Linked DNA regions of Homo sapiens: all the other regions are linked to region 5. A link is an interaction called in ENCODE POLR2A ChIA-PET data of the cell type or tissue named here. Cell type or tissue: HepG2. All regions are shown on one strand.

The links. Peaks named below come from ENCODE experiments on the same cell type or tissue, not always from the same donor. Only the 100,000 strongest peaks of a DNase experiment are listed, where the experiment ranks them.
Region 1: POLR2A ChIA-PET joins it to region 5 with 10 read pairs; 9 of 35 experiments call an interaction of 5 or more read pairs at or near these places.
Region 2: POLR2A ChIA-PET joins it to region 5 with 11 read pairs; 12 of 35 experiments call an interaction of 5 or more read pairs at or near these places.
Region 3: POLR2A ChIA-PET joins it to region 5 with 15 read pairs; 9 of 35 experiments call an interaction of 5 or more read pairs at or near these places.
Region 4: POLR2A ChIA-PET joins it to region 5 with 23 read pairs; 10 of 35 experiments call an interaction of 5 or more read pairs at or near these places.

What each region holds. Positions count from the first base shown.
Region 1 is chr3:50,300,792-50,305,791 of GRCh38, forward strand. HYAL1 (hyaluronidase 1) reads right to left here and starts at 2,783. Exons shown (of 4, transcript NM_033159.4): 1 at 2,675-2,783; 2 at 1,266-2,189; 3 at 197-286; 4 at 1-9. The coding sequence starts at 2,165. RefSeq lists enhancers at 2,267-3,201, 3,019-3,188. In HepG2, a CTCF peak has its summit at 2,361 (motif pointing right); DNase peaks (open chromatin) are centred at 2,360, 2,890 and 3,954; H3K4me3 peaks cover 2,260 bases.
Region 2 is chr3:50,257,939-50,262,938 of GRCh38, forward strand. GNAI2 (G protein subunit alpha i2) reads left to right here. Exons shown (of 9, transcript NM_002070.4): 9 at 430-1,424. It overlaps LINC03143 (long intergenic non-protein coding RNA 3143), which reads left to right and starts at 2,288. Exons shown (of 1, transcript NR_198941.1): 1 at 2,288-5,000. It also overlaps a transcript of SEMA3B not described here. RefSeq lists a silencer at 2,079-2,498 and enhancers at 2,278-2,783, 2,669-2,768, 3,291-3,795. In HepG2, CTCF peaks have their summits at 1,114 (motif pointing left) and 2,209 (motif pointing right); DNase peaks (open chromatin) are centred at 2,503 and 2,943; H3K4me3 peaks cover 1,850 bases.
Region 3 is chr3:50,289,695-50,294,694 of GRCh38, forward strand. It overlaps IFRD2 (interferon related developmental regulator 2), which reads right to left and starts at 2,735. Exons shown (of 12, transcript NM_006764.5): 1 at 2,523-2,735; 2 at 866-985; 3 at 694-778; 4 at 476-600; 5 at 235-392; 6 at 18-68. The coding sequence starts at 2,580. It overlaps HYAL3 (hyaluronidase 3), which reads right to left. Exons shown (of 4, transcript NM_003549.4): 3 at 3,938-4,027; 4 at 3,138-3,821. The coding sequence ends at 3,552. RefSeq lists a silencer at 2,444-2,653 and enhancers at 3,034-3,223, 3,614-4,169. In HepG2, no CTCF peak of the experiment used is centred here; a DNase peak (open chromatin) is centred at 2,827; H3K4me3 peaks cover 1,770 bases.
Region 4 is chr3:50,269,326-50,274,325 of GRCh38, forward strand. It overlaps SEMA3B (semaphorin 3B), which reads left to right. Exons shown (of 17, transcript NM_001290060.2): 1 at 1-24; 2 at 802-959; 3 at 1,108-1,170; 4 at 1,565-1,684; 5 at 1,763-1,856; 6 at 2,036-2,155; 7 at 3,973-4,118; 8 at 4,210-4,321; 9 at 4,434-4,503; 10 at 4,588-4,732. MIR6872 (microRNA 6872) reads left to right here and starts at 3,911; the gene lies at 3,911-3,972. RefSeq lists enhancers at 3,850-4,049, 4,028-4,551. In HepG2, a CTCF peak has its summit at 3,754 (motif pointing left); DNase peaks (open chromatin) are centred at 2,316 and 3,746; H3K4me3 peaks cover 2,776 bases.
Region 5 is chr3:50,199,879-50,204,878 of GRCh38, forward strand. No RefSeq gene overlaps it. Among named protein-coding and RNA genes, the nearest start is that of SLC38A3, 2.9 kb to the right of the region's middle. In HepG2, no CTCF peak of the experiment used is centred here; DNase peaks (open chromatin) are centred at 2,173 and 3,683; H3K4me3 peaks cover 1,740 bases.

The DNA of each region.
Region 1 (5,000 bases), 100 kb after region 5:
ACATGATTCCTAGGTGGGAAGGGAGGATAGCGTCAGGGACACCATGGCCATGTATGGACCCACCCAGGGCACTGAGGCACTCACCTGCTGGTCAGCCAGGACTTTGCAGGTAGAAAGGGTAAGTCAGGGTCTACCCCGTCAGCTTAATGGCCCCACCCCTCCCCCACCCCCACCCTCATGCCAGGCCTAAGCTCACCTTGGTTCTTGTATTTTCCCAGCTCACCCAGAGCACCACTCCAGCTGCCCCCTGGGCCGCACTCTCCCCCAGGCTGTGCTCCAGCTCATCCTGGGAAGGAGACAGCACAGCTCTGTGGGGCCTCCTTCCCACCATGTGGCAGACTGCTGGAACACCATTAGATGGGACAAATAATTCATAACCTTCACCTGGGGCTGCTCTGGCCATGGGACCAGAGGCAAACTGCTTCCTCCTCTAGCCTATGAATTCCATGCAGACAGGGACTACATCATTCCAATAAATGTTGAATTGCCTGTGCCTGGCACAGAACTTGGCACCAAGTGCACACTCAATGGATGTGCCCATGCGCCAGGCGCGGTGGCTCATACCTGTAATCCCAGCACTTTGGGAGGCTGAGGTGGGAGGATCACCTGAAGTCAGGAGTTCGAGACCAGCCTGGCCAACATGGTGAAACCCCATTTCTACTAAAAATACAAAAATTAGCCAGACATGTTGATGGCATGCCTGTAATCCCAACTACTTGGGAGGCTGAGGCAGGAGAATCACTTGAATCCGGAAGGTGGAGGGTGCAGGAGCTGAGATCTTGCCCCTGCACTCCAGCCTGGGTGACAGAGCAAGACTCCGTCTCAAAAAAAAAAAAAAAAAAAGGATGAATGAATGGATGAAAATGTCCCAAGGTTGGGGGCCGGGCGCGGTGGCTCACGCCTGTAATCCCAGCACTTTGGGAGGCCGAGGCGGATGGATCACGAGGTCAGGAGATTGAGACCATCCTGGCTAACACAGTGAAACCCTGACTCTACTAAAAAATACAAAAAATTAGCTGGGTGTGGTGGCGGGCGCCTGTATCCCAGCTACTCGGAGGCTGAGGCAGGAGAATGGCATGAACCCGGGAGGCAGAGCTTGCAGTGAGCCAAGATCGTGCCACTGCACTCCAGCCTGGGTGACAGAGTGAGACTCTGTCTCAAAAAAAAAAAAACGAAGAAAATGTCCCAAAGCTAAAGTACCCCAAGGCTGGACCTAATATCTGACAAGGCAGGTTGACAAGGTGGGCAGGTTACAGAAGACTCACCAGGGGCAGAAAGTGGTTTGTCGTGTCATAGAAGATCTGGACATAGGGCAGCACCGGCAGATTGGGGTCACCAGCAGCCACAGCCACACGGAATGCCTCGGCCACACGGTGTTGCACATACATCTGTGACTTCCCTGTGCCCTCCAGCACTGCGGGCATGTAGATGCTGGGATAGAGGGCACGGCTCTGGCCCCACAGCCACCCTAGCTGGTCATTTTGGGCACGGATGCCTGATGGGCACTGGCCGGTGTAGTTGGGGCTTAGAAAGTCATAGTTGTAGCAGTCAGGGAAGCCATAGAAGCCCCAGAGGCCGCGAGGACGCAGTGCCCGCCCCAGCTGGAGGGTGCCTGCCATCCAGGCCCGTGCAGCTCCCTGGAACTGGTCCTGGGCTACTGCCTCCACCTGAGGAGCTGGCCAATCAGGGTGCTGTGCCTGTACCAGTGCCCGTGAGCGCTGCCGGTAAATGTCCTTGGTGTCCCAGTTGAAGGCCCAGCGTGGGCGCCATGCCTCCCAGTCGATGACTGCCAGCCCTGAGAAGTCAGGAGCAGGTATGGCAGCCAGGATGTCCTGGAATGTGCGGGCCAGGTGGGCAATCAGGCTGGCATTCTGGGGCAGACCACCAAACACAGGCTCCCCAGTGGGCGTGTAGTAGGGGTAGGTGCCCAGCTGGGAGCTATAGAAAATTGTCATGTCAGGGCCGCGGAAGGTCTGCCCTGGGTTGGCTACCACATCGAAGACACTGACATCCACGTCCACACCGTGCCTCTCCAGGCACCACTGGGTGTTTGCATTCCAGACGGTGGTGAAGGGCCGGTTGGGTAGCAAGGGGCCCCTAAAGCCTTGGGCCATATCGAGTAAGGTCAGGAAGAGGGCGCAGATGGGAAGCAGGTGGGCTGCCATGGCACGGGACTGGTCGAGGACAACCTGGCCAGGGGAGGCAGAGCTGAGAACAGGTTGCAAAGTCTCCGATTCCCCCACTGCTCAGGGCTGGGGGGCTGAGCCCTTGCGCATTAATCCACCGCTGCTCTGGTTTCTGTTAAACATTGACCTGCAGGGCTCCAGGAGGGCAGGGGAGACGCATGGAGGGGAGCATGGCCACTGGAGGGCACATCCGAGTTGCCTCTCAGACCAGGCCTCTGCCATCTCCCACAGGACTTGCTCTAGCCTAAGCTCGCCCACCCCTGCTTCCCCATGAGCCACTGAGGCCATGACATATGTTCTGGGAAGAGTGGCTGACAGCCAGGCCCTCAGCCCCCAGGCTGACCCGACCAAGGGGGGGAGGCCTTCCTGTCTCTTCCACCAGAAATCCTGGCAGCCACTGGAGGAAGATCCAATGGCCTCAGTGACCAAGGACAGGTCAACCCAGCCCTCCTGTACACCCGCCAGTCTGCCCGCTCGTCCCTGCTGACCTTGGGGCTGAAGGGCCTTATCCTCCAAATTTCCTGACCCCAGGATGGGGGCCTAAGCAGGGCCTGGCCAGATTCCACCCCAGCTGCACCAGAGACTCCTGGAGGAAGGAGCCGCTGCTGGAAATTCTGAGCTTTTGTAGGGGGTCACCCCACCCAGGCCAGGGGCGGGCCAAGGGGCGGGCCTTGGATTAGGAGGCCAGGCCAGCCAGGCATCAGGGCTACCTCTGAATCCCTGGCAAAGGGATCTTGGTTGGGGGTGGGGCTGGGCCAACAGTGGCCCCTCCCACGCTGTCAGCACTAGGGCAGGGCTTTGTGGCCTTACCTAGGCTGGAGGAGGTGGGCAGGGGCAGACCCTGCTGGGCAGGCCTGTTTGTGACACTGGAGACCGGGTTCTTTCGTGTCTTGTGCTCAGGGAGTGTTCTTTGTCCACGTGGCTGCATCTGACATTGATGGGCCCTAGGCACTTTACTTTCGTGGATCTTTTCCTCCTTAAAAAAAATATTTTAAAATATGGCCAGGCATGCCAGGTGCGGAGGCTCACGCCTATAATCCTAGCACTTTGGGAAGCCGAGGTGGCAGATCACGAGGTCAGGAGATCGAGACCATCCCGGCTAACATGGTGAAACCCCTTCTCTACTAAAAATACAAAAAATTAGCCGGGCGTGGTGGCAGGCGCCTGTAATCCCAGCTACTCGGGAGGCTGAGGCAGGACAATCCCTTGAACCCGGGAGGCAGAGGTTGCAGTGAGCCAAGACTGCTCCACTGTGCTACTATACTCCAGCCTGGGTGACAGAGAGCGACTCCATCTCAAAAAAAAAAAAAAAAAAAAAAATATATATATATATATATATATATATATATATATATATATATGGCTATAGTCTTAGCACTTTGGGAGGCTGAGGTGGGAGAATTGCTTGAGCCCAGGAGTTCGAGACCAGCCTAGGCAATGTAGCAAGACCCCATCTCTACAAAAAAATTAAAAATTAGCTGGGCATGGTGGTATGTACCTGTAGTCCCAGCTACTTGGGACACTGAGGCAGGAGGAGTGCTTGAGCCCAGGAGGTCATGTCTGGGTTACACTATTATATATTAATTATTAATATATTTACATTTATATTCTTCTTCTGATTAAAAAAACATTTTGTGGGCCCCTGAAAGTACTGTGGCCCTAGGCCTTGGGTCTATTGTGCTTAGTGGATAAGTCATCCCTGTTGTAGGGACCTGTTTCTGAAAGGCACTGTGTTCATGAAGTCAGGGCTGTGTCATCACCCTTTGTATATGTGCTGGGTTAGTGACTGTGTCTTTGTGAAGCCCCATTTAGTGACCATCTGAGCCTCTGCACAAATTCCAGTGGCAAGTAGGTGTGAGTGTGGAACCCAGTGCCTGGGACTGGGTGTGTGTGAGCCCTGCTGTCTTGTGAGCATGAGATCCTGTGTTTGTGTGACCATGCATATGAGCTGTCAGTGAGCACATGCTTGTTCATTCATTTGTGGTTTCACTTGTTCAATATGTGAAAGGAAAATATCTTGGGCCCCTTCAAGCTGGGAACCGCTCAGGACAAATCTGCCTCCCATTCTATTCAAGTCATCCTTTTGCTTACAGACATAGATGCATATTATGATTGCCTCCATTGCCTCTTTTGGAAAGACTACCAGAAACTCAAAAGAATGCAACCATCTGTCTGTCACCTGCCTGTGACCTGGAAGCCCCCAGTGGGGGGCCGTGCTTTGAGCTGTCTCCACCTCTCTGGACAGAGCTTATGTACTTCTGTTTTTTTTTTATTTTTATTTTTTGAGACGGAGTCTCGCTCTGTCGCCCAGGCTGGAGTGCAGTGGTGCGATCTCAGCTCACTGCAAGCTCTGCCCCCCGGGTTCATGCCATTCTCCTGCCTCAGCCTCCCGAGTAGCTGGGACTACAGGCGCCCGCCACCACGCCTGGCTAATTTTTTGTATTTTTAGTAGAGACGAGGTTTCACCGTGTTAGCCAGGATGGTCTCGATCTCCTGACCTTGTGATCTGCCTGCCTCAGCTTCCCAAAGTGCTGGGATTACAGGTGTGAGCCACCGCGCCTGGCCTAATTTTTTTTTAGATGAAGTCTCACTCTGTCGCCCAGGCTGGAGTGCAATGGCATGATCTCGGCTCACTGCAACCTCTGGCTCCCGGGTTCAAGCGATTCTCCTGCCTCAGCCTCCAGAGTAGCTGGGACTACAGGCGCGTGCCACCACACCCAGCTAATTTTTATATGTTTAGTAGAGACAGGGTTTCACCATATTGGCCAGGCTGGTCTTGAACTCCTGACCTTGTGATCTGCCCACCTTGGCCTC
Region 2 (5,000 bases), 58 kb after region 5:
GACAGAAGGGCCTGGCCTTGCCCTGGGACAGAACCAGAGGCCATCCTGATGTTCCCTGGAGAAATCTCACCTCCTCACCCACCAGGCCATTGGCCCAGCCTGCCGGAAGCTGCATGCCAGCGGAGCCCAGCCCTGCTGCCCACTACCACCAGCTCCATGTGCACCTCCAGCTCTTGCCCTCTGACTTGTCTGAGCGTCCCGGGCTTAGGCTGGCCCCACTGGCCCTGGTGGAGGTGGGGATGACTCTCCCAGTGCCACAGACTCCCCTCCCCCACGTAACCCAGCAACAGAAACTGGCTCCTGGGCGGCAACTGTGTCCCTGGTAACAAATGGGTAGGAAAAATAGAGAAGGGTCATTGTCTAGGGAGGCGGGAGAGAGGCACGCCCTGGCTGCTTCCCGATCCATGCTCTGCTTTCCCCCACCTCCAGGGCCACCGCCGACTTTGTACCCCCCAACCCCTGAGGAAGATGGGGGCAAGAAGATCACGCTCCCCGCCTGTTCCCCCGCCGCTTTTCTCCTCTTTCCTCTCTTTGTTCTCAGCTCCCCCTGTCCCCTCAGCTCCAGACGTAGGGGAGGGGTTGCCACAGGCCTCCCTGTTTGAAGCCTGCCCTTGTCTGAGATGCTGGTAATGGCCATGGTACCCCCTTCTGGGCATCTGTTCTGGTTTTTAACCATTGTCTTGTTCTGTGATGAGGGGAGGGGGGCACATGCTGAGTCTCCCAAGGCTGCGTCTGGAGGGGCCCCTGCTTCTCCAGCCTGGACCCCCAGCTTTGCCCAACACCAGCCCCTGCCCCAGCCCAAGTCCAAATGTTTACAGGGAGCCTCCTGCCCAGTCCCCCAACCCCAGCCGCTCGGAGGCCCCAAAGGAAAAAGCACAAGAAGCGTGAGACGCCACCATTCCTGGAAACCACAGTCCACCTGCTCATTCTCGTAGCTTTTTAAAAAAATGAAAGTAAAGGAAAAAAAAAAAACTGCAAATCTAGAAAACTTTTTAGAGAAAAACTATTTAAAACTGTCAGATCCTGACCAGCAAGCCCCCCCCCAGCCCCCCTTCCAAGTGACTCCGTGCCTTGAGTGTGTCTGCGTGTTTACACCCGTCCCTCTGCTGGCCGCCCCCGTGCGAGCGGCACCCCTGCCCTGCCCTCCACAGAATTGGGTTCCAAGGGCTGTTCCAGACAACTGCCAACGTCACTGAGGGCCCTGCCCCAGCGGCCCTGGCCCCAGGCTCTATTAACCTAAAATGTAGCTCCCTAGCGCTAACCTAGGAACCGCCGCTGCCTGCTGGGGGGCCACGCCCCTCATGCCCTTGTCCCAGGCCCGGGGCCTTCAGCGTTGAACACTTCCTTGCTTTTTTCACATGTTTTATGGAATTGTTCACCTGGTTTGAAATAATAAAATGTAGAAAGAAAAAAAATACCGAGAACTGATGGGTATTCTCTCCCAGGGGCAGAGGCCTGGGCTAAGGTGTGCCAAGGTGATGGTGGTCCTAACCTCAGTCCTCAACCTGAGTCAGGGCCCTGACTCAGCTTTCCGGGCCGTCCTGGAGCCCCACGCTCTGAGCTTCATTTCTCCCACCTGGACTAGGCAGCATACATGTGGGGCCCGTGTGTCCCCGCCCTTCCAGTACTCTGCAGCCTTGGGTCTCGGGCAGCTGGGCAGGCTTCTAAGGGAGCTGTTGTAAGGTGCTCTTCCACACCTGGAGCAGGAGGGGTGGCCGGCCTCTCTAGCGCGGAAGGAGAAAGTGACTTCCGACTTAGGTACCAAGGCCTGAGAGTGTCCGTTGCCAAGGCCACACAGCCAGGTGGGCCGCATGCAGTCCTGGCTTGACTAAAAAGGCCAGTAGGGGCCTTAAGACATATTCAGAAAGTTCCCTGCCCCAGAGGGCCGCCGCCAAACCTGAAGGGTAGTGACAGGTGGCCATACTACCATGTGATGGTTGCCCCAGGCTGGGCCTGGAGAGCTGCAGATCATTGACTCTGAAGATGGAAGGCTCCATGAGGCTGTGGGAAGGGCCCGCGCGTTTCTGGGGAAGGGAATTGCAGATGGCAAGGCTGGTGATGCTTGTGGGGCGGGCCCTGAGTGCCATCGAGGCGCCTGGACCTTCTCCCGGGGGCAGCCGCGGCCTGAACGTGTGGGGGCGGGCTCGCGGAAAGGCTGGCCTCGACTGGGTGGGGCTCCGGCGTTGGCGCATCCGCCTCCGGCCGCCAGGGGGCGCCGCCGCCCGTGCTCTGCCCTGCCTGGCTGGTCACAGAGGCTGACGTCAGCGGGTCCCGCGGAGGCCGCTGGACACAAAGGCAGCTTTGTGAGGCGGCGACGGCTCCGCGGCCGCCCCAGGACAGAGCGGCCTGGGCAGAGGGCGGGCCGGGGTCGGCGCCGCGGAGGCGGGGAGGGAGGGAGGGTTGGAGGGTTGAGCCAGAGACCCGGGACCCCGTCCCCGCACACCTGCCAGTGCCCCGTAGCTTCGGCCGCCGGCACTGGCAGGAGATGAAAGGCTGCTGCCGCCCGGTCGGAAGGACATCGGCGCCCCCCAGGCCCGGTCCCCGCCCCAGTTCCTCGGGCCTTTCCTGCTGCCCCTGCCTGCGAGGGCCGACGACACGGAGAACAGGATCCTGCGCCCAACCCAGGTCCCCGCCTTCTTTCAGAGGCCCAGGCCTGGACCCCGCTGAGCCGCAGATGTGCGAGCAGGAGCGCCAGAGCCCCGATGCCCGCCCAGCAGGAAGCGGGCGGGAGATGGTTCCTTCCTTCTGTCCTGAGGGGGAACCCTGCACAGAGGGACCATTGAGGGCCTGGCATTGTCTGCCTAACTCACCCAGTGCCTCCCTCCCTGGGTGGGCCATGCGGGGCCTTGACAGGATTGCCCTGGTGCCGTCTTGGCAGTGGGTCTGGGTGGGATCCTGGGGGCAGGGCTTCCCTGAGTGCAGACAGCTAGGCCTCCACCTGCCCCGGCCTCCCACCCAGGCTCAGATTTCCAGGGCATAAGGCTCCATTGTCCCAGCACTGGTGGAGGCGGCCTGTCAATTCAGCCTTGTGTTTGGTGGTTGGGAAATTCCCAGCCATGGGGGGCTGCAGGCAGGAAGGGGCTGCCCAGGTGTCCTGCACCCCAACTGAAGGGACTCCATGAGGTTGGTTCCTGGGCATCCCCTGCTGCCTGGAGCTGTCCCAGGCTGGACCTCAACCATTCATCAACCCTCAGGAGCAGTTGGGTGAGGAGCACCAGAAATTCAATGCTCCCTGGCGCTGCATCCCCAGAGCCCTCCCAGCCTAAGAAGCCCCATCTTTCTGTCTCCACGCATGGAGAACTGCAGCTGTGAGGCCCAGGACCCTTAGCAGGACATGCAGAGCTGGGCAGGGACCCAGGCTCATGCTCCCAGCGTGGGGTGAGTTGTCTCCAGCCTGTGGAGACTGCCATGAAGTTGATCTGCCTCCCAGAGGGCCTGGCCCACTTGAAATAATTGCTCCGGCTACTGATGTGGTGGGAACTTTGGTATTTTTAACCCATTTGGGGGGTGGGGGAGCAGCTAGGAAGAGAGAGGCAAGCTTTCAGAGTCAGAGAGGCCTGAGAGAGGAGAGTAGAGGGAAACTCAGTGAGGAGGAGCCAGGCAGGCTGCCTCGGTAGTTCCCCAGGCCTAGACACCCCCCCTGTACCACCCCCTGTCCCAGCAGGTAGGTGCAGACCTAGATGCCAGGTGCAGAAGGGGGAAAGGGCCCTCTCCAGGGTTACAGCAGGGATCACCGAGGCTGCAGGGGCTGCCAAGGCCTGGAAGAAGTCCCATGTTCCAGGGAGCCCCATGGCTTCTGATGTCAGGAAAACTTAGTCCTCTCAGTTCCCCAGAATCATTTCACCCCACCCCACCCAAACTGAGTGGCAAACCAGTTGAGTAGAGAATACAAGCCCTGACTCCAGCTGCCTGGTCAGTGGCATAGCCAGCCAAGTCCTAGCAACCCTAGGAGTCAGGGAGTCAGGGAGGAGGCAAGGACAAGACTACAGTATTGTTTGGCTGAGTTCTGGGTCTGGCCCCACTCCCCAAAACTGACCCCAATCTCTGTGTCTGCTGCCCTAAAAAGAGACCCTGGGGCTGGGTGTGGTGGCTCACGCCTGTAATCCTAGCACTTTGGGAGGCCAAGGTGGGCGGATCACTTGAGATCAGGAGTTCAAGACCAGCCTGGCCAACATGGTGAAACCCCGTCTCTACTAAAATACAAAAATTAGCTGGGCATGATGACGGGTGCCTGTAATCCCAGCTACTCAGGAGGCTGAAACAGGAGAATCACTTGAACCCAGGAGACGGTGGTTGCAGTGAGCCAAGATTGTGCCACTGCACTCTAGCCTAGGTGGCTGAGCGAGACTCCATCTCAAAAAAATAAATAAAAGGAGACCCTGACTGGATGTAGTGGCTCATGCCTTAATCCCAGCACTTTTGGAGGCCAAGGCAGGAGGATCACTTGAGGCCAAAAGTTTGAGACCAGCCTGGGCAACATAGCAAGACCCCGTCTCTTAAAAACAAAAGATCCTAGCGGTCCTCATCTCTACCATGGACTACCAGAGGGAAGGCAGCACCTCTCATCACCCAGGGGGATGGCCTCCAGTCAGCTGGGGTATGTATGCAGCTGTGTGGCAGCAAATATGTCCATGCCTGCAAGCCACTCAGCCCTCAGTCACACGGTGATGGGCACTAATATCCAAGAGGAGCAGAAGTCAAGGCCATGGGTCCTTTTCTCCCCTTGCCAGAGATGCAGCCCCACAGTCCCTGGTGATCTTGGCTGGGAGAAAAATCAGAGTTTGACATCTCATCCCACTGCCTTCTGCTTTCTGACCTTACTGAGGTCAGGGTCATCAAGGCCTGGGGGACTGGGACAGGGTTAAGGGGTGTCCTTTCTCCATCCGTCTTCCAACCCCGTGGAGACTCAGCATGCCTAGGAAGGTGGAAGGGCTTCCTGCGGGCACACCATCTCCCGCCTCCCTGTGCCTGTCCTCTGCTGGGTCCTGGGTTCTCCAGTG
Region 3 (5,000 bases), 90 kb after region 5:
GCCCAAAGACCCCTCACCTGGATGTCAGCGGCAGCCACGTAGCAGCCCAGGCCAAGGGCAGAAGCACACTGTTGGGAGAAGGGCAATGCAATGCCACGGTCAGCGGGTGAACCTGGGTTCCCAGCCCTGGAGCTCACTCCCCTCAGAGTAAAGGAGGCTGAAGATAGGGGGAACCCACCACTCTGCTGAGGGATAAGGTGCAGGAAGGGTTTCATGGGGCACAGGCACACTCACGTGGAGCCGGGCAGCAGGGCTAGCTGTGCTGTCACTGAGCACAGAGACCAGCAGAGGCTGCAGGCTGTGAAACAGCTCCTCACCCTTAGGTCCAGGGCCCAGCTGCACGCAGAGCAGGCCTAGCACAGCAGCAGCCAGGGCTTGTTCCTCGCCCTTCCCTGTGGGATGCTTTCCAGTCAGCCCATGCAGCAAGGGCCAGTGTCTGCCCAGTTTAAGTCTCCCACACACCCCCAGGTCCAACCTTTCTTGAGGCACTTTTCCAGGGCATCGGCTAGCGTGAGGCGGCGCTCCAGCAAGAAGTCGGGGAGTAGGCGGGACGCTAGGGCCAGGCGCAGGCTCTCAAGAGCACCCTGCCGGGTCTTGGCACTGGGGGAGGTCGAGAAGGGGGGTCATATGGGCCAGCCCTCCCTTGATCACACTTGGAGCTGGGTGTAGGAGTTGGCTGGCAGCCAGGGGTACCTCTTGTCTGTGAGACAGTCCACATACTCCTTCAGCTTTTCCTCAAGGTCTTCCTGCTGGCCCTGCTCATCCACGACATCCCCCCCTGCAAGGCCACCTGGTCAGCACCGCTTCTTGTCCTCAGCCCATGGAGCCCTCACCAAGCCCCTGTCAAACTTCCACCCGCTCTCACCAAGGCTGTCCTCTGCAGTGGTGCTGAGAAGGCTGGGGCATTCACTGGCGGTGCTGCGGGCCTCACTGGCTGCCTCATCGTCACTGGAACCCGAGTCAGCTTGGGCACTGCTCCGGGCACCTGGAGAAGGTGGAATAGGACACTCAACTTGCCTCTACTGATGAGGGATGGCTGGGGGTACCTCACTCGACCTCATAATCCCAAAAGATAGAATGGTGTCCCTCTCAGAGATGAAAAACCAAAGCCAAGGGTCAGTTCAGTAGGGCTGGTGCACTCCTGTGTGTGGGGTCTGTCCAGGGCCAAGGGCTGACATTGGCAAGGTTGGCTGCTGTGGCAGAGTTTTGGACAGGGTGTGATCACCAGGCTGGCCCTACTTCTAAGAACTACTCACACCCCTCATCTGCAGGACAAAGTCCAGCCTGCGCACTGGCCTCTGCTCCCCGCCACCTTTTTTTTTTTTTTTTTTTTTTGAGACAGAGTTTTGCTCTTGTTGCCCAGGCTGGAGTGCAATGACGCCATCTCGGCTCACTGCGACCTCTGCCTCCCGGGTTCCAGTGATTCTCCTGCCTCAGCCTCCCGAGTAGCTGGGATTACAGGCATACGACACCACACCCAGCTAATTTTGTATTTTTAGTAGATAGGGTTTCTCCATGTTGGTCAGGCTGGTCTCGAACTCCTGGCCTCAGGTGATCTGCCTGCCTTGGCCTCCCAAAGTGCTGGGATTACAGGTGTGAGCCACCACGCCCAGCCTGCTCCCATTTTATCTTACTATTCTACCTGCCGGAGCAGCCCAGCCTTCCCTCATTCACTCCACTGCGCTGGGGTCCCTCCAGCTGCCAGGTCTTTGTACAACTTGCTCTCTTCTCCATCCTCTCAGGACTCACCCAGAAGCACTTCCCCCCAGGCCTCCCTGAGTCCTAAGTCTGGGGCTGACACCACTCAGTGAACATGTTCCACACCCTATTAGATGTCCCCCACCCAAAACCCACCATGGTGGTGACCAGTTTAAAGTTGTGCCTAGGTATTTTCCTCCTTCCTGTGCCCGGCCCTCCTCCCTTCCCCCTCAAGAATAAAAATAAATAAATTTGTGCGTGGTAGGCACCCCATCCCAGCAGAGTAAACATATGTGTTTAACGCATTAAGATAGGCTCCTGGTCTAAGCTGATAAGCGAGTCCCAAGACTGCCTCAGGCTCCAGGATACTCAGCTACCTTGTGGAGTCAGGCCTGCCAAGCTGCCAAGGCCCTAACCAGGTAGCTTCCCAACAGAGCCCCCTCCCTCTCTTCACCGGAGCAGGCCAGGACTCCCGCCAACTTCCTTGACCAGTCCAGGAAAGGATCAGGGTTTGGCAAGAGGACTGGCTTCCTGCCCTGTCCGGTGAGTTTGTCCACCCAGCAGGCAACTGAGGCCCGGAGGGGCTGGCCGGGTCACCGCTGGGAGCGCGGACTCCCAACAGGCAGTGGGCAGCGAGCTCAAGTTGGGCACGCACGTGGCCAATGACTGCTGGGGCACGTGCCAGCCTCGGTAGAGTTATGGGAAGCTGCGTGGGGCTGGCCGAGGGGGTTCCCCACCCAGGGCCCTCGAGAACAACCAAGGGGATCCAGCAGGACCCCCGCCCGCCGCTCATACAGCTGTCCCGCGCCCCCCACCCCACTCACCTCCTCCACGGCGCTGACCACCCTTCCGGAGCGTGTTGCCCTTACGGGCGCGAGGCATGCCGGGAACCGGGCGCGGGGGGCGCGGGGTCAGGGACCCGGTGGGTGTGGGCTCCAGGCCAACGAGACGCCGGCCGGTGCGCTGCGCTGAGACTTGGCCAGACGACGGGAGCCACACGCCACGCGCGCCACCATCTTCGCGAGGCGCCCCGCCCTGCCAAACAGGTCGCCGGGAAGGCGAGTTCCAGGCCATCCGATTCAGGCCCACATCCACGAGGCTAAAACTACTAATCCCAGAGGCCTGAGCGCGCAGGCGACGGCGGCTAGCTGCGCGTAGAGCACCATGGGAATGGTAGTCCACGCCTGGGGCCCACCAGCCGACGACGCGCTGGCTGAACTATGCACCCACAATGCCCTGCGCGCGCCCCAGCCCCGCGTCGGGAACAAGTGCACGGTGGTTAACTCCGAAGCGTCCCTCAGTGGAGCACCAAGGCAGGACTGGCTTCTCAGGGCACTTGGCAGCGGGACACTCCAGACGAGACCTACCCCTGCCTGGGTCTGGGGACCATGGGAAGGGCTTAGAGCTTGGGATAACAGGAGCAACAGCCAAACCTCAGGCAGTGGAAAAAAGTGACTTTATGATGAAAGAGTGCAGACAACAGCTTAGCACTTTACCGACCTTCGCCAAGATTTTTTGGGGCCCATCTGCCCGTGCACGGCCCATCTGTGACCTCTCCATGGGCTTAGTGAGGTGTAGGCACAAAGCCCTAGGCTGGCAGCCCTAACTAGCTGGAACCTGACTCTCCCTGGAACTGCTTCCTTGCCATGGAGGACTCACATGATCTCAGAGGGCCTCTGGTTTTATAAGCGTTTTTTCTGGCCCCTTCTACCCCTCAGGGATTCCAAGGGAAGCGGGGTGTGTGCTTGGGAGGGTTGACTGTAAACTGAATAGAGCAAGAGTGGGACAGAGTAGTTCCAGGACTGGAAAAGTGGCAGCAGGGAAAAGAAGAGGCAGTGGCAGGGGCCCTGGCTTTATACTGCTTCTTTAGGCCCAGGCCTGGGCTCCTGGCAGGTGGGGCCAGCCCAGCCCCAGTAACAGTGGCAGCTGAAGGACTTCCAATCTCCAAGGCTGCCGTCTGGCCACAGGTGTAGAAAGGCTTCCATCTGTCCTGGATCTCGCCGGGCACAGCGCCCGTGGCCATGGCACCGCTGGTGACTGCAGGCCATCGCTGCCCTGGTCACATTGATCACATAGGGGCCCAAGGTGTCCACCAGGTAGTCATGGAGATGCCAGCACTCCTCCTGAGGAGAAGGGAAGATATGTGTCAATATGCCTGCTCTATAATCTTGACATGGCCGTCCCCCACCCTGGGACCCCAGCATGTGCTACATGGCAGGCTCAAAGGGGCAATGATCACCTCAGAGCTGGAGAGGCTCAGGTCCCCCCAGAGCACCACGCCGGCTGCCCCTAGTGCTGCACTCACACCAATGGACTGCACAAGGTCATCCTGGAGGCAGAGAGCTGCTAAGCCAGTGCTGGGCTGGCCAGATCCATGTGGGCACACATCCACATTCAAGAAACTCTTCTGGTTCACTGTCACAATCTGATTCTAACTCTACAGTAGGGACTCTCTAGTTTGGTTTGGTTTTAGAGGCGGGGTTTTACTCTGTCATCCAGGCTGGAGTGCAGTGGCATGATCATAGCTCACTGCAGCCTTGAACTCCTGGGATCAAGTAATCCTCCCACCTCAGCCTCCCAAGCAGCTGGGACTACAGGTGCATAACACCTGGCTAATAATTTTTTAGGCTGGGCACAGTGGCTCACACCTGTAATCCCACACTTTGGGAGGCAAAAGCGGGAGAATCACTTGAGCCCAGGAGTTCAATACCAGCCTGGGCAACATGACAAAACCCCATCTCTACAAAAATATAAAAATTAGCTGGGTGTGGTGGTATGCATCTGTAGTCCAGCTATTCGGGAGGAGGCTTAGGTGGGAGGATCACTAGAACCAGGAAGTGAAGGCCGCAGTGAGCTGAGATGGTGCCACTGCACTCCAGCCTGGGCAACAGAGCAAGACTCTGTCTCAAATGTTTTTTTGGTAGAGGTTGGGGTCTCACTATGTTGCCCAGGCTGGTCTCGAACTCTTGGCCTCAAGGAATCCTTCCATCTCAGGCTCCCAAAGTACTGGGATTATAGGTGTGAGACACTCACCCAGCCCAAGTAGGGCCCCTTTGTATCGAGTCTCTGAGTGGCTTCTCAGGCCTTCCACTCAGAATATCTCCCCTCAGGCCAGCACTCCAAAGGCTGGGCCTCCCTACCCCTCAACATCTTCCAGGGCAAAGCCATGCCTCCCTCATCAGATGCTCCAGGACAGGGCCTTCCGCTGAGAACGCCTAGATTAGGACCAACCCCTAGGCAAGGTCTTCTCCTGGGACCTTCCTAGAACAGGGCCATACCTCCTGACTCAGACCCCTAGACCT
Region 4 (5,000 bases), 69 kb after region 5:
CACGCCTTCGGCTCTCCTTCCAAGGTAGGTGCACCTGGCAGGCGGGAGGGCCCAGCTTGAGGTGGGCAGGAAAGGGTCCCCGTATGGCCAGGGGGCTCTGTGTTGGCTGTTGCCCCATGTGCGTGCCTGTCACCAGACTCTGGTAGGATTAGTGGGCACTCTCAGGCCACCTCCAGTTAACCCTGTCCGGGCCTCAGCCCCCAGCCTCTGCCCACATTCTCTTCGTGCTTTCTCAGGAAGACCCCTCCTGTCCCCACAGCAACAGACCTTGTCTCTGTTCCGTTCAGTACCCCCAACAAGGCGATACTCCTTCAGCAGAGCAACAGGGAAGTCAGAGCCCCCTTCTCATGCCTCCTGTATAGGAGGGTGGCCCCTGGGCAGTGGCAGTGAATAGGCAGTTCTGCTGAGCTCAGGCTGGTGGTGGAGTGGCAGGAAAGGAACTCTCAGCCTGACTTTTGGGAGTTGGGGTTCTGGCCATCCCTGCATGCCAGTCTCCCCCAGGACTCTGGTGTCCATAAGCCTTGCCTCCCAGTGCGCCCGCCTGGAGACACCACCTGTCTGAGCATGCCCAAGTTCAACCTGCCTTCCTCTTCCTGGGGGGATGTACCACCTACCCTGGCAGCTCCACACGTGCACCTGGGTGGGCTTGGGTTTGCGTGTGTAAACTCACACACATGTAAACTCACATGTGTACAGGCCAGGTCCTAATGGCAACCTTGGCCGATAGAGTCACCACCAGGCAGGACCTGGGGGAGGCTTCCAGCATGGCTGGCGAGTCATCAGCAGTGTCCTGCCCTGCAGAGCTCCAGGCCTGGCATGGTCTCCAGACTTTCAGCCTGGAGCGAACCTGCTGCTACCAGGCCTTGCTGGTGGATGAGGAGCGTGGACGCCTGTTTGTGGGTGCCGAGAACCATGTGGCCTCCCTCAACCTGGACAACATCAGCAAGCGGGCCAAGAAGGTGCCAGGGACTCCCAACCCCAGCACTCCCCAGGGAAGGAGCCCTGGGACCCCACTCCAGCCTGGAGAGACCCAGAGGAATGGCTCCCTGAGGTAGAGAATATCCCAAGTTCCTGACCTGTGTCCCCTCTCCCCCAACCTCCCGATAGCTGGCCTGGCCGGCCCCTGTGGAATGGCGAGAGGAGTGCAACTGGGCAGGGAAGGACATTGGTGTGAGTGCCAGCTGCCCGGGCCGGGAGTGGGGAGGGTCAGCCCCTCACCCCAGAGACAGGGCAGGGCTAAAACAGAGGCCTGCCTGTTCTGGCTGGGATGAGGGCAGGGAGGTCGAGGTGGCTGAGGTCTGGGGGTGGTGAGTCAGGGTGGGGGCTCGTGTAATTCTTCTGGGGTGCCTCTGAGTCATGGGAGGCTTTGCAGGCCTGTGCTTCCCCAGACACCCACCCTCGTGAGGCCTGGGCTGGTCAGCAAGGGCCCCCAGGTCCCTGTAGCCCATGTTAGTACTTGCCTGGGCTGATGCCGAAGAGAGGGAGGGGTGAGGATGCCACTGGTGAGCTGGGACCTCTTAAGGCTACGTCCCTGGGGGAAGCCTCACACCTCCAACCCTACTAGACTGAGTGCATGAACTTCGTGAAGTTGCTGCATGCCTACAACCGCACCCATTTGCTGGCCTGTGGCACGGGAGCCTTCCACCCAACCTGTGCCTTTGTGGAAGTGGGCCACCGGGCAGAGGTAAGGCCGGATCTAGGCAGGGAGGGAGGTCAGGAGGGTAAGAAGGGCCTGGTAGTCACAACTTGCCACACCTCCCAGGAGCCCGTCCTCCGGCTGGACCCAGGAAGGATAGAGGATGGCAAGGGGAAGAGTCCTTATGACCCCAGGCATCGGGCTGCCTCCGTGCTGGTGGGTGAGTCCAAGGGCTAAGGCCCCAAGAGAACCCCTTAGAAACTCTAGAACCTCACAAAGTCCCAAGACCCCCAAGAGCTCCAGGGAATCCCCCATAACCTCACTCACTCCCAGAGCTCCCCAGGCCCTCCTGCCCCAAGAGCCCTCCATTTGCCTGAGTGGCCCTTGCTCTGTCTGCAGGGGAGGAGCTATACTCAGGGGTGGCAGCAGACCTCATGGGACGAGACTTTACCATCTTTCGCAGCCTAGGGCAACGTCCAAGTCTCCGAACAGAGCCACACGACTCCCGCTGGCTCAATGGTGAGAGGCTGGTGGGGTTGGTGGGTAGAGGTCGTCACCCTCCCACAGGGCAGGTGCCAAGCAAGGCCCATAAAGTAAGTGAGCAGTGGGTGTGGCCAGGTCTTACCAAATACCCTCCTTAATCAGGCACTGGCGTCACAGAGACAGACAAGACAGGTATGACCGTGACCTCTTTGAGTTCACAGATCACATACATGATAAGATCAAGTCCAATGGCCTTGAGGCCAGAGAGAGACAAGGGAGGAAGGGAAAAGGAGACTGGGTGGCTGGAGGGGGTTGGGTAAAGGAAGCCGCTGTGCTGAGGGGAGTATGAGCTAATTCCCAAGCACAAGACAGCTAGCCAGCAAAATTTAGGGATGAGCATTCCAGGCAGAGGGAGCATTCCAGGCAGAGGGAGCAACTAGTGCAAAGGCCTGGATGCAAGAACAAGCAAAGGAATAGACTTGCAGAGCTAGCAATGAAAAGGGGGCCTGGACTGTCAGGGGCCAGAGTCATTTATTCTAAGAGTCATGGGGGCTGGGCACAATGGCTTGCACCTGTAATCCCAGCACTTTGGGAGGCTGAGGCAGACAGATTGCTTGAAGACAGGAGTTTCATACCAGCCTGGGCTACAAAGCAAGACAAAAAATAAAATAAAATTAGCTGGGGGCAGTGGCATGCACACACCTGTAGTCCTGGCTAGTCAGGAGGCTGAGATGGAAGGATCACTTGAGCCCAGGAGTTGGAGGCTGCAGTGAGCCATGATGCTGCCACTGCAGGACAGAGCAGACCCTGTCTCTAAATCAAATAAAAATTAAATAAGGGCTATGGGCTGGTGGGCACAGTGGCTCACACCTGTAATCTCAGCACTTTGGGAGGCGGAGGCAGGCAAATCGCTTGAGGCCAGGAGTTTGAGACTAGCCTGGCCAACATGGTGAAACCCTGTCTCTACTAAAAAATACAAAAATTGGCCGGGTGCAGTGGTGTGCACCTGTAATCCCAGCACTTTGGGAGGCTGAGGCGGGCGGATCACCTGAGTTCAGGCATTTGAGACCAGCCTGGCCAACATGGTGTAACCCCGTCTCTACTAAATATACAAAAATTAGTCCGGCATGATGGTGTGCATCTGTAATCCCAGCTACTCAGGAGGCTGAGGCAGGAGAATCGCTTGAACCTAGGAGGCGGAGGTTGCAGTGAATGGAGACTGTGCCACTGCATTCCAGCCTGGGCAATAGAGCGAGACTTCGTCTCAAAAAAAAAAAAAAAAGCCAGGTGTGGTGGTAGGCTCTGACTGTAATCTCAGCTACTTGGGAGGCTGAGGTTGCAGTGAGCCGAGATCGAGCACTCCAGCCTGGGCGACAGAGCGAGACTGTCTCAAAAAATAAATAAATAAACAAATAATAATAATAATAATAATAATAAAGAGCAATGGGACCCAGCAGAAGGATTTGAAGCAGGAGTGGGGAGCATCTGGTTATGCTAGAGAGGAAGATTCATGAGTGAAGGTGAAACCAGATTACCTCATCTCCCTCCTACCCCAGCCTAAGGTGCTGGGCGACGTGTGGGGCGAGATCGGAGGCTAGCCGGGCTTCACGCCTGCGCCCCCAGGTAGCCACGGTCTCTGCTGCCCCCTCGCGGCTGCTTCTTGCCTCGCAGGCCCTGATCCTTTGGATTCGGTCCGCGCAGAGCGCCAACTGGACATGGTGCTAGAGGTTGGGTGGTCAGACACTGTGATCCCGGGTGCTGTGCCCGCACTACGGGAAGGGGAAGCAGCGCGTGGGTCTCGCATCAGGAGGCAAGGCCAGGACCCGCTGACCCATGCCTCCTGCCGCGGTCAGAGCCCAAGTTTGTCAAGGTATTTTGGATCCCGGAGAGCGAGAACCCAGACGACGACAAAATCTACTTCTTCTTTCGTGAGACGGCGGTAGAGGCGGCGCCGGCACTGGGACGCCTGTCCGTGTCCCGCGTTGGCCAGATCTGCCGGGTGAGGAGTCCCTGGGCCACACCCGGCGACCCTGCCCCTACCCCTTTGCCTGCCCTGGTCTCGCCCTCATCCCCTTTGATCGTCCCGGCAGAACGACGTGGGCGGCCAGCGCAGCCTGGTCAACAAGTGGACGACGTTCCTGAAGGCGCGGCTGGTGTGCTCGGTGCCCGGCGTCGAGGGCGACACCCACTTCGATCAGCTCCGTGAGTGCGGGAGTGGGTATGGGGTTGGGGAGGGGGGCAGCGGCGCAGACTCCGGGAGCCCCCGCCGCAGCGGGGCTGTGCGCCCTACCCCAGCTAGGCCCCTTCCCCGCAGAGGATGTGTTTCTGTTGTCCTCGCGGGACCACCGGACCCCGCTGCTCTATGCCGTCTTCTCCACGTCCAGGTGAGGGGCAGGAGGTAGGGAGCGCCCGGGGCGGGCCGCTGGGCTCCACCCGGCCCCTCACCTCGCCCTGGTCTTCGCCTCCAGCAGCATCTTCCAGGGCTCTGCGGTGTGCGTGTACAGCATGAACGACGTGCGCCGGGCCTTCTTGGGACCCTTTGCACACAAGGAGGGGCCCATGCACCAGTGGGTGTCATACCAGGGTCGCGTCCCCTACCCGCGGCCAGGCATGGTTCGTAGCCCAGGGACTTCTGCTACAACCCACTTCAAAGCCTCAAGGGTTTGAGAACTTGGCCTGGGGTCTTCTTGGTGAATGTGGTTTCTTCCTTTAGTTATGGGTGGGAAAACGTTTCCATCATAAGACAAGGCTTGTTTCCCGCCTCTGACTTCCTAGGGCAAGGCTGATCTCCTCTCTAATTCTCAGGGCAGGGTTCTGTCCCCATCCCCCTCCATGTTCCCAGAGGCTGGGCATGGAGGGCTGCCTATCAAGCCCCCATATC
Region 5 (5,000 bases):
AGGCTAGTCTTGAACTCCCGACCTCAGGTGATCTGCCCGCCTCACCTCCCAAAGTGCTGAGATTGCAGGTGTGAGCCACTGTGCCCGGCCAGAATTTCTTATAATTCTATTTTCCTGGGTTTAATGGAGACAAAAATAACCAATACCATTTTCAAAATCTGCTTCTTGAAAAAATAATTATTAAAAGTTTTCATTAAGGCTGGACGTGGTGGCTCATGGCTGTAATCCCAGCACTTTGGGAGGCAGAGGGGGAAGAATCACCTGAGGTCTCGAGACCAGCCTGGCCAACATGGTGAAACACCATCTCTACTGAAAACACAAAAATTAGCTGGGCGTGGTGGCACATGCCTGTAGTCCCAGCTACTAGGGAGGCTGAGGCAGGAGAATTGCTGGAGCCAGGAGGCAGAGGTTGCAGTGAGATTGTGCCACTGCACTCCAGCCTGGGCGACAGAGGGAGACTGTCTAAAATATATATATATATATTTGGCCAGGTGCGGTGGCTCACGCCTGTAATCCCAGCACTTTGGGAGGCCAAGGCGGGCGGATCACGAGGTCAGGAGATCAAGACCATCCTGGCTAACACAGTGAAACCCCGTCTCTACTAAAAATACAAAAAATTAGCCAGGCGTGGTGGCGGGTGCCTGTGGTCCCAGCTACTTGGGAGGCTGAGGCAGGAGAATGGCGTGAACCCGGGAGGCGGAGCTTGCAGTGAGCCAAGATCGTGCCACTGCACTCCAGCCTGGGCGACAGAACAAGACTCCGTCTCAAAAAAAAAAAAAAAAGAAAAGAAAAAAGAAAAAAAGAAAAGAAAAAAGAAAGAAAAAAAAAGAAAAAATATATATATATTTTTTTCATTAAAACATGTATATAGGGGCACATATTTTTCCTGGAACCAGTGTGAGTGTGGAGGAGGAGAGGAGTGTGGCTCGGGTCCCCATGAGGCATAGGTTATGTCTCCGTTATCTGACAAAACCAAGGGCTACAAGGCAAGGGGCTCAGTGACAGGGGTTGGGGTCTGAGCGGTTGACCAAGCACAGGCAACGCCCCCACTAAGCCAGTATTGTGGAGGGGTGTTGGATGGGCTGAATTTGCAGGACCTGTAGTGCTTGGGGGAGATGTCCAGGAGGCCGACTGATACTCAGTGCTGGGCAGAAAGCTAAGTGTAGGCATCATCCTCAATGTCCAGGTGGTGGGGAGCTGTGAGCCTGTCGGAGGCTGGAAAGGGGAGCATGAGGGCACCCAGGCCTGAGCACAGGAAGAACACTGGTTGGGGTTGGGAGTCCAGTGCACATGTGGGCAGTGATATTGGTGCTGCTCAGAAGCCTGGGCATGGGGGCGATCTAGCCAGTGGTGCAAGACCCCTGCTGGGTGCTGTTGGCCTGGCTGAGCCAGGGCTGTTCATCTCTACTAAGGACCTGCTCCCCAAACAGTTTGCTAGAGTGAGGTGGGATGCGGGCAGTGACAGAAGGAGGTAGTGGGCATGGGATAGGAGGCCCTGAGGAGCTGGAAGTGTTAGGCTTGAGAGGGAGGAAGCTGTCAGGAGAGGTGACTTAGTGGGGTCTTCTGCACAGCCACCTTGTCTTGGCAGAAAGGTAAGGCGCTCCCCGGCATTCCTGGGCAAGGGACAGAAGAGCCCCAGCAACATGCAGGGGCTGGACCCTGCCCTCCAGGGGGTCCCGCCCCACATATGCTTCTGACCCTGGGGTCTGGGATTCAGGGTCGGTACTCCTGGATCCTGTGAGTTGGGGACGCTGCCTGGCCTCAAACTGCCCTGTCCATGGCCAGCAAGTGTGGAGGGGCCCTGAGTCTCCCAGCCTGAAACCTGCTTAGCTCTGCTCACCATACCAGTGTAATTACACGCTAAGGAGCAGGATCAATGGGTGCCTGATGCCTGATTCACAGTCCAGGGCAGAGGATCAGAGAGCACTGGCCCAGAGTCAGCACAGTGGCCACACCCCAGTCTTGTAGGTGGTGCATTTACTGTGGTCACCTCTAGCCACCACCATCCCTGCCTGGCCTGCAACCTCAAGGTGCCCCTGAGGGCCCCCACAGCCTTCAGCTCTGGCTCTGGCGGGACTAACCTGGCCCGGCCACCGACCAGAGATTAGACAAGACTGGTGGATGGTTAATGCCACTGACGTCAGGGCCTGGCCGGGTGGCCACTAGGGGTTTGGGCCCTCCCCTCAGGCAGTAGCATAGTCCATGTGACCAGGGTTCATTAAGCTGCTTCAGTGGCCAGAGAAGCTGGGGGCCAGATCTCAGGAGAGAGACAGCAGGCATGTCATGGCTGTGGGGGCCAGGCCTTAGCCACGAGGTCACCAGCTCTGGGGGCCCAGGCCGGGGAAGGGCTGGATAAGAGGGTTGCCTATGGGTCCCCTCCATACTTCTACACTGTGTTGTGATACTAAAGCCCTGTTCATGCCCAAAGAGGAGCCTCCCAGGCACCAAACAGCAGGGCATAGTCAGCAGCTAGGGTGTGGTAATAGACCCTGAGGTGTGGGGGTGAGAACCACCTTCTCCTGAGGATTTCAAACCCCTGATCATGAGCCCAGAAGGAGCGTGCTGCCCTGCACGCAACCCTCCGCCCACCAGGGCTAGCCCTACGTCCAGGCTCCTTTCCCTCTGGCCGAGCTCCTTTCTCCATCCACAGTGCCCTTCCCCTCCTGACCCTTGCTTGTGCCTTTCTTACCCTTCGCAGAGCAAGTCTGTGGGCTGCTTTGCCATCAGGCTCTCCTTGATTTGCGCCCTCCAACCTCGCAGGCATTTTCCCATCTAGACCACCTGGAGACAGCGCTTGGAGACACTAGGGCTGGGGCTGTGTGGGTGGGGTGACAAGAGCAGCAAGAGCAGTAAGTGTCGGACTAGCTGGCTCTTCACAGTGACTCAGGCAGGGTTCTCAGAGGTGCTCTATGAGGGTGATGAAGGACAAGTAGGAGTCTGCCAAGGAGGTGGAACAGGGTAGGGAACCTTCAGCCCTGGGAAGCACGAGGGCAGAGGCACAGGAGCATGAAAGCTAGCAAGTTCTGTGAACAGCAGGAACGTGTGCAGCGTGGCCAGCCAAGCCCGGGGGAGGTGAAGAGGCTTGCTGGGAGCAGGTGGGCGGATATGAGGGAGGCCAGCCAGGTGTGGGGGCAGGAGCTGCAGGGGGTCTGAGGAGTCAGGGGACACAGATCCTGGGCTCTGGAAGGGCTAGGTTGGAGGCGAAGATGGGGCATTGCTGTTGGAGATGGTCTTGGGGCACTGTGTGGATAGCATGTTAGCAGAGGTGGTGGCATGGTGAGAAGAGGCAGCCTAGCTAGAGGCTGAGAGTTCATGACTAGAAAGGAAGAAGGAGAGCCAAGGGCTATTGGGGCCCTGGAAGGAGGATCTGAGCGGTCCTGGAGCCCTGAGCTCTGCTGCATGGGTCTGGCAGTCTTTCAGGCCTGGGTTTACGTTTTCAGAGATGGGGCAGTGGAGGCGGAGGCTGGGCTGAAGCTTGGGATAAAGCTTCCCCCATTCTCCATCCCAAGGGGCCGCCTGCAACTCTGTGGTTGCTTGGATGGACATTCCCTCTAGCCTCTGGAAGAAGGCGACCGGCAGCTCTCAGAGCCACATCCTAGCTGTCCAGCTGTCCGGTCACCACAGGCTGGGCTGGGAGATTCGGCAGGTGGTGGGAAAGGCCTCCGAGCTGTGTTTGCCCTGGCTGGGGCCCAGGCCTAGCAACAACAAACAGTCAGCCCCTCCCCCAGCCTGGCCACAACTGGTCTGACCCAGGGACCCCACATCATACCCTCCTCTGGGCCTCCCACAGCAGCCCAGCCCAGTCAGCCCCTGCTTCCTCCAGTCTAGATTGAGGACCCCAACACCCATATCCCAGGTGACCTTGAGCCAGCCCTGGCCCCTCAAGAACTGCCAGTGGGAGCCACCAGCCCTTTGCAGATAGCTCCTGTGAGCATCCAGGGTGTCTGCAAGTGGGAGGTTGAGGGGTGGGAGGCAGGCCTGAGACCCTCGTCAGCACCTCTTCTATATGGCTGTCCCATGGCAGAACCATGCCCATTTGGAGGGTGGGAGTCAAAGTGAGCTCTGATCTAAGGATGATATCAGCCCCAGACCAGGAGTGAAAGGCAGCCCTTTCCCATTTTCCAGCCACCAGCAAGGCAGAAGTTCGAGTGGCTTGAGGTTTTCAGGGGTTGCCACCATCCCAATGCCTTTCTCTCTAGCCCTGCCAGCCAGAGCTGAGTCCCCTGCCCGGTCTCACAGCTTCCCCTCCACTCATTCCCCTCAGGAGAAAAGACAGCCATTTCCATGTCACAGAGGGAAACCAAGGTACGCCAGGGCTTGGCTGTGGTGGTTCTGTGAGTCAGCAGGAGAAAATCCTGGAGTCCTGACTCCCAGCCCAGGGCAGGGGAGGGTCGGGTATGTCCTCTCAGGGCATTCCCCCCGCACTGGGAAGTGGGGCAGGCATGACACAGAGAAGACCAGCTTGAATAGGAACAGCAGAGGCCATGAGATTAATCGGATCAGAGCCAGTGACTGAGAAGCAAGGGGCACAGCTGTTCTGAGAACCCCCCCACTTCACCCCGAAGGTCAGCATCTCCCCCAGCTTCCTACTGGTGGAACCTGGGACCTTAACACCCACCACCCGTCTCTGAGCACCAAGGGCCTGTGTGGAAAGCAGGCAGGGGTGGGATAAGGAGCCCCCAGCCAAGAACGGGGCCATCCTAAAACCCCTGTCTGTCCCCAGGACACCAAGTCCCAGCCCCCTTCTTGTGGACAGGCTGACAGCTGTCTCCTACACCTTCTAAATAAGGACGGGGGTCATGGTCGGGGGGCCCCAGGTGAGGCTCAAGCAAGCCAAGCCTTACTCCTTGCCTGACCTCACTGCCCCTGCCCTCTGTGTTCCAGCCTCAGCCTCCTCTGAATATCTGGGGTGGAGACAGAATTGATATAAGAAGCCCTCCCACCCTCGCCCCCACCCCACCCCTGGTTGGGAAGGGGGAGGCAGGTAGAAGAGGTATTTT